Regions from separate parts of the Homo sapiens genome. Here region 2 is linked to region 1. Evidence: chromatin loops called from intact Hi-C (ENCODE). Cell type or tissue: heart left ventricle. All regions are shown on one strand. Each heading gives the region's core, and the rest is flanking DNA. Links, peaks and the distances in the headings are about the cores only.

What was found. Hi-C counts contacts between places; a loop is a spot of excess contacts. Peaks named below come from ENCODE experiments on the same cell type or tissue, not always from the same donor. Only the 100,000 strongest peaks of a DNase experiment are listed, where the experiment ranks them.
Region 2: it touches region 1 in a loop (2.4-fold over the local background); 9 of 110 quality-filtered maps call a loop at or near these places.

Annotation. Positions count from the first base shown.
Region 1 is chr11:95,363,565-95,366,489 of GRCh38, forward strand. No RefSeq gene overlaps it. Among named protein-coding and RNA genes, the nearest start is that of SESN3, 130 kb to the left of the region's middle. In heart left ventricle, for the core only: no CTCF peak of the experiment used is centred there; no DNase peak of the experiment used is centred there.
Region 2 is chr11:95,163,253-95,166,177 of GRCh38, forward strand. It overlaps SESN3 (sestrin 3), which reads right to left. Exons shown (of 10, transcript NM_144665.4): 10 at 2,261-2,925. Among named protein-coding and RNA genes, the nearest start is that of LNCRNA-IUR, 14 kb to the left of the region's middle. In heart left ventricle, for the core only: no CTCF peak of the experiment used is centred there; no DNase peak of the experiment used is centred there.

The DNA.
Region 1 (2,925 bases), core at 211-2,710:
TCATAGAGACGTACATAAGATGAAGTCCTAATAAAACAGATCCTCTTCATTTTATTCCTGAATGTTCTATTTTTAGTGACCAGATTCCATGATTTTCGCTGGCAAAAAAATTTTTCTTTTCTGTTTCCCTGAGAAATTTCACTTTATTCGTTCTTTGAACATGTATTTCTGTATGTTCTTAGAATTCAACACTAGCCCAAAGTTTCTGAGAATTCTCTGTTAGCCGCTTAGACAACTTGGTATAATTCTCTGTCACATCTGTCATGCTTTCCTGCCTTTCCGAGCCTGCATTGTCCAGGCTCCCATACCTCCCATGGGGGGCGCAGACGCATCTCAATTGGCCTCTTTGTGCAGAGCGGAAGGCAGGTGTGAGCTGTGATTGACGGCTGGCTTACATGGCCACAGAGAAACTGGCTCTGGGCATTTTCTTTTCTCCTCGAGGCCCAATCCATTCCTTCTACCCAGACTTTCTTGTAAGAGAATTTCTTTGAGTTGTTACCCTTGGAATTTTTTATTAAGTTGTTCAGTTGTCAAATATAAACACATTTGAAAAAATAGGAATTTGATTCAGATCCTGAGGAGAGAAATGATGACTGAGGGTTCGAATAACTTTTTTTCTTTTTATTTCCATATTAAGTTATGCATCACAAACTATGGTACAGGGTAGTAGTTGTGATGCCAGGTGTGTATCCTAATGACTAGGGGAGCTTTTAAAAAAAACACCCCCTGGGCCTGATCCCCACCCCCAACCAGAGATGTATCTTCAGAGGGTGTCTGGGGAAGGAGACCTGGGGAATCTGTGCTAAAGATTACTACTTTGCAGGCAATCTTGATATGTAGCCATAAGGGAGAACCTACTGGGGGAAGGGGATGCTCTGATAAATAGTCTTAGTTCCTGTCCCACCACTCCACCATATCCATCTGTCCTGTCCTGTCATTCAACAGATTCTGTTGAACATAGACTATGTGCCAACATGCTCTTAAGCATGTGGGACAGATCCAGTCGCAGTCCTCATAAATCTTACATTCTAATTGGGGAGATAAACAATAAATAAGACAGATAAGCAAAACATATTAGCTGCTGCTACTTGCCCAGGAGAAAAAAATACAGCGGATAATGTATTTACTTCCTTACCACCCACTCTCAATTTATCCAATCTGGCTTTTATTCCCAGCTTTGCAGATTGTTCATTTGTATGGGCCCAACTCTATCCAACTTGCCAAATCTAGTGGGCACATTTTAGTCTTTGTCTTGCTTGGCCCCTCTGTGGTATTCAGTATGACGCATGACTCACTCCTTAGGTAAATATTGAGACAAGTACTGTGTCTTTACAAGTTAAAAAATAACTTATTTTTAAAATGTTTCACAACTATACCTAAGATAGGCAGTATTATTTTTGTCATTTTAAAAGAGGGAAACTGAGGCACACAGAAGTGAAATAACTTGCTCAAGTTCACACAGCTAGCAAGTAGAAGAGTGGACATTGTTCTGACTGTCAGCTCTCCCTTTCCACACCAAGTTTCCCTGTTACCACCCTAGGCTTCTTTTACTCCTTCTCTCATCATTCACTTTCCAACAGATCCCAGGCTCATCTTCGTCTGCTAGCCCCTTACATGCAGGCATTCTATGCCCAGTCTCTCCTTCCACACTCACTCTGAACCATCTCTTTAATGCCCCCATTTTTCTCTATTGCCCATATCCCTGTGACCCCCAAATTCACACTGTGGGGCTGGGCATCTCTTCTGACTTTCCAACAACCTGACTGGTGCATGCACTTGGATATCAGGTAGACACCTTTCTTTGTGCATTTAATAGGGAAGTGCCTAATATGTGCCAGGTGCTACATGGTTATTGCAGATATTGTAGTGAACAGGGCAGATGGGGTCTCTGGCTCACAGAAGTTACTCTCTAGCAGGAAAGACAGTCCAAATGCAAAGACATCCCCAAATGAACTTAAATACTGTCTTTCCTCTCCCTTGAATACTTACTCAACTTCCTGTTTTCTCAATTTCAGTTAATACCACAGCCTCGGAGTTGCCGTTAATTCCTTCTTCTTCCTCCAGGCCTAAATCCAAGTGTATCTCCTACATACCTCTTGACTCTGTTCCCTTCTTGCCATCACCACAGCCTTGGATTCATTTCCCACCTGGAAAACCTGGTCGGCTTTCTAGCTGGCTTCCCTGTCTCCAGTTCTACATGCCTCTAATCCATCTGCGACACCATTTTTTTCTAAAGTGCAAACTCGATTGTGCCCTCCCCTCTTTATATCCTCCGGTGGGGCATCTAACTGGCGACACCCCACCTCTTCTGATAATGGGTCTTTTCGTGAGAGCCCAATTCATGTGGTTGGTCCAGCTCCAACCGCCTTCTTATGTCCTCCATGCACCTGGCCATAGTGATGAGTTTCAGAATGGGCAAGAAGAGGCCAAGAAGAACTGTCATGTATAAGTATGGGGAAGGAAAGGGTCTCACTCTTGCTCTGAAATACGAATTGTTTCTTTTTCTCCACATTGGGAGAATCTCTCCAAATGTGAAGGCAGTGCATGAAAAGAAGCTGACCCAGTCAAGACAGAGCCTTAGGAAATTGTTTGAGCTCCTGGATGATTTAGTTGCCCATGAAGTGGGCCTTACTCGTGGACTTTACCAGTCACAGGGGTCAATATATTTTCCATGTTAGAATCCAGTGCTGGCACTTAATGGCTATGTAACTTTGGATAAATTATTTAACCTTTCTGAATACCAATATCCTCATCTCTAAAATGGGCATAATAATAACACCCTCACAGGATTGTAATGAGTTCCAAATGAGTTAATGCATACAGAAAGCTTAGAACATTGCTAAGTGTTAACCATTATTATTATTACCATTACTTAGCTGAGTTTGGTCTTGGGTTTCTTTAGCTTGTAATTGAAAGAGTCACAAC
Region 2 (2,925 bases), core at 311-2,810, 200 kb before region 1:
GCAGACTGGTGTGGTGCTGAGTGAATAAACATTGTGTGGGGATCTTGTAAAACGGGAAATTTTATGAGCCCCTCACCTCCCATTCTGATTCAGCAAGTCACGGTGGTTTCCAGGAATGTCTATTTTTAACAAGATTTCCTGTAGATTTTGATGCTCAGATAGAGGTCTGATAATCACAGCTTAGAATGTAATCTACCATAGTCTATTTCATTTTTAAGAAATGCTACTAGATCTTATTTTGATGGAATATTGTATGTCACATGGGATCCATGCATTCAAGAAATATCTGAAATACTAGACAAGCATTCTCACTGGCAAATTATAGGGAGGAGTGTAATTTCAAAAAATATTACATAACCCATATGCCATACTTTCAAGTGCACAAAATGCATATAGACACAGAAAAATCTAGAATGATTTCGGTATGCAAAGTATTCTGCTCACTAGCAAGCACAGGCACTTCATTTCTTTCCTAGGTGTCATGTGACAAATGGGTGCCTGTTTCTATTTCACCTTTCTAGCACTTCTTAGGCCCCAACCCTAAAGATGTGGTCTTAGAAAAAGCTGGATTTTTTTTTTTTTTTTCTCATTTCTGCCTAATTCAGCTGTTGACTTTCCATTCCACCTGCAGGCCAGTTTGGTAAATCAGAGCTGCAATTATTTTTGCTGTTAGGAAGATATCTATTGGGTGGAGTTAATAATACAATTTTGTCCAGTGGTTCTCAAAATGTATCAGGCATTGAAATCACCAGGAACGCTTTTCAAGACTGAATGCACTGGATTCACCTCAGTCCAATTACATCAGCATCTCAAGGTTGGGGTTTGTTCTCAGGTCTTCAGATGGTCATTTATATCATTCAACAAGAAACTTAAGCTGAATTAAGGTAGGGAAGTTCAGTAGAAAAAATGTCAGAAAGACCAGAATTTGAATCTCCACTGTGCCAATTCTAAAAACTGTACCAACTTTCTTACACTAGTAAAGCTTTCTATGACTTAATTTCCTCATCTATAAAATGAAGATATCGTCATTGTAAAATTATTGTGAGGATTTGTTCTTCACAAAGTTGTGAGGATTACATGAAATTGTATACGTGAAAGGACAAAGTACACACATAAACATGAAGTATTATTTTACTTTAAAAAATGGCTCAAAGTTGTTAATAAATTCATGGGGAAACTAGTGTCAAAAGCCTGATTTTGAATTGGGGGAGAACTTGTAGAAGGACTGGGTTGTTAGCTGAGTTTGGCCCAATGTACCCTGTTCTTTGTCTCCCCTGGCGTTACATATTATTGAAAAAAAGATTTTTTTTTTTTTTTGAGAGACAGGGTCTCACTATGTTGCCCAGGCTGGTCTCGAACTCCTAAGTGCAGGTCCTCCTGCCTCGGCCTCTCAAAGTGCTAGGATTACAAGCATGAGCCACCAAACCCAGCCAAAAGATAGACTCTAATCGGCAAGAAGCTGGTTTCCACTGATCTCCCATTACAGCTAGACACATGGCACAAAGGAAGAAATCTTGCCTTTGGTATAAATTTTTACGTAATATGTGAATTTAAGATAAATGAAAAGTCAGGTCCTTCCTTAGAAAACTTGCACAAAAGACTGCACATCCCTTATAGCTTTCCAAAAGCCTATTTTACATTCCTACTTAGAAGTCTTATCACCACTTCACATTACACATATATCATCTTCCTCTCTCCATTACTTTTTTTCTACTTTATATCAAATAGTAACACTATTCTCTGGGCTTGTTTATCCATTCAAGCTCATTATTGTGCTGTATATTTCAAATACATGAGTACACATCACCTAATTCTTAACCATCTCAAGAAGGTATTACTCCTGATAGAATGTAGTGCAGAAATCAAAGATCATAGAGATTAATTTACTTTCAAGGTCGCAAAGCTAGTAGAATATGAAAAAAACTAGGTTTTTTAATCCAGGCCTTTAATCCAACCTTATGTTCGATGCCTCTTTCCTCATTCTAATTACTGCTTTGGTTAACAAGAGACAATAATAAAGTTAATTTGCCTCTTGCTAAGATCACAATTGATATTTTAAAAGGTAACAATAACTATATATTTTGCACAACTTACACTTTTGCAATATTCCACCAATAGAATATTGAGTGAGTGATAAGAAATATCACCAGGAAACTGGGTCAGGAAAAAAATAGTGAAAATAATGACTCCTATAATTCTGATATCTTTAAGAATGCATGTCTCAATAATCAAGCAGAAATAAACCAAGCGAGAATGCTACTCCAGTATAAACAAAGTAGGCAAATGATTGGTGTTCAGTTTTGCCAATTTTATTGAACCAATAAAATTCCTACTAATAACAATGAAATAAATTTCTGCAAGTATAAATGTGATACAGTTTAACAAAACCCATTGTTCTGTACCTATAAATAGATTTTCAAAATGTCATAAAAAGTGCAGTTATGAATTGTTAACATGTTAATACACAGTTCCTTTATTTCAGATGTGTTTGTCTTGACTCACTAACAGTTCCTTCTGCATCTGTCCAAATAATGTTACCCTCCCTCCAAAGAAAAAAAGAGTCATTAAAGCACTAGAATATTACACATAAACTGATCCATTTAGGTCAGCTTTAGTCAGAACTGTAAAATCAGCAAACATAAGAAAAACAAAACCTAGTAATACATACAAAAGCTTTCATGGGTTCTAGAACCTTCTTAACTGCTGATTCATGTGGAGGGCATTAAGAGTTGAAAAGGCTTATATGGTTAACTACCTTAGACTATATCTACAGCAGGGTCTGGTTTGCCAGAACAAGTTTAAAGTGGCTGTTTATTAAGTTTGCTATTTTCAGAATTGAAACTATAAGACCGCCATTTGACACTGAAACTTGCGTGAATCCTAAATTGCATCAATTATCTATTTGATAAAAGCTTATTCTAATTT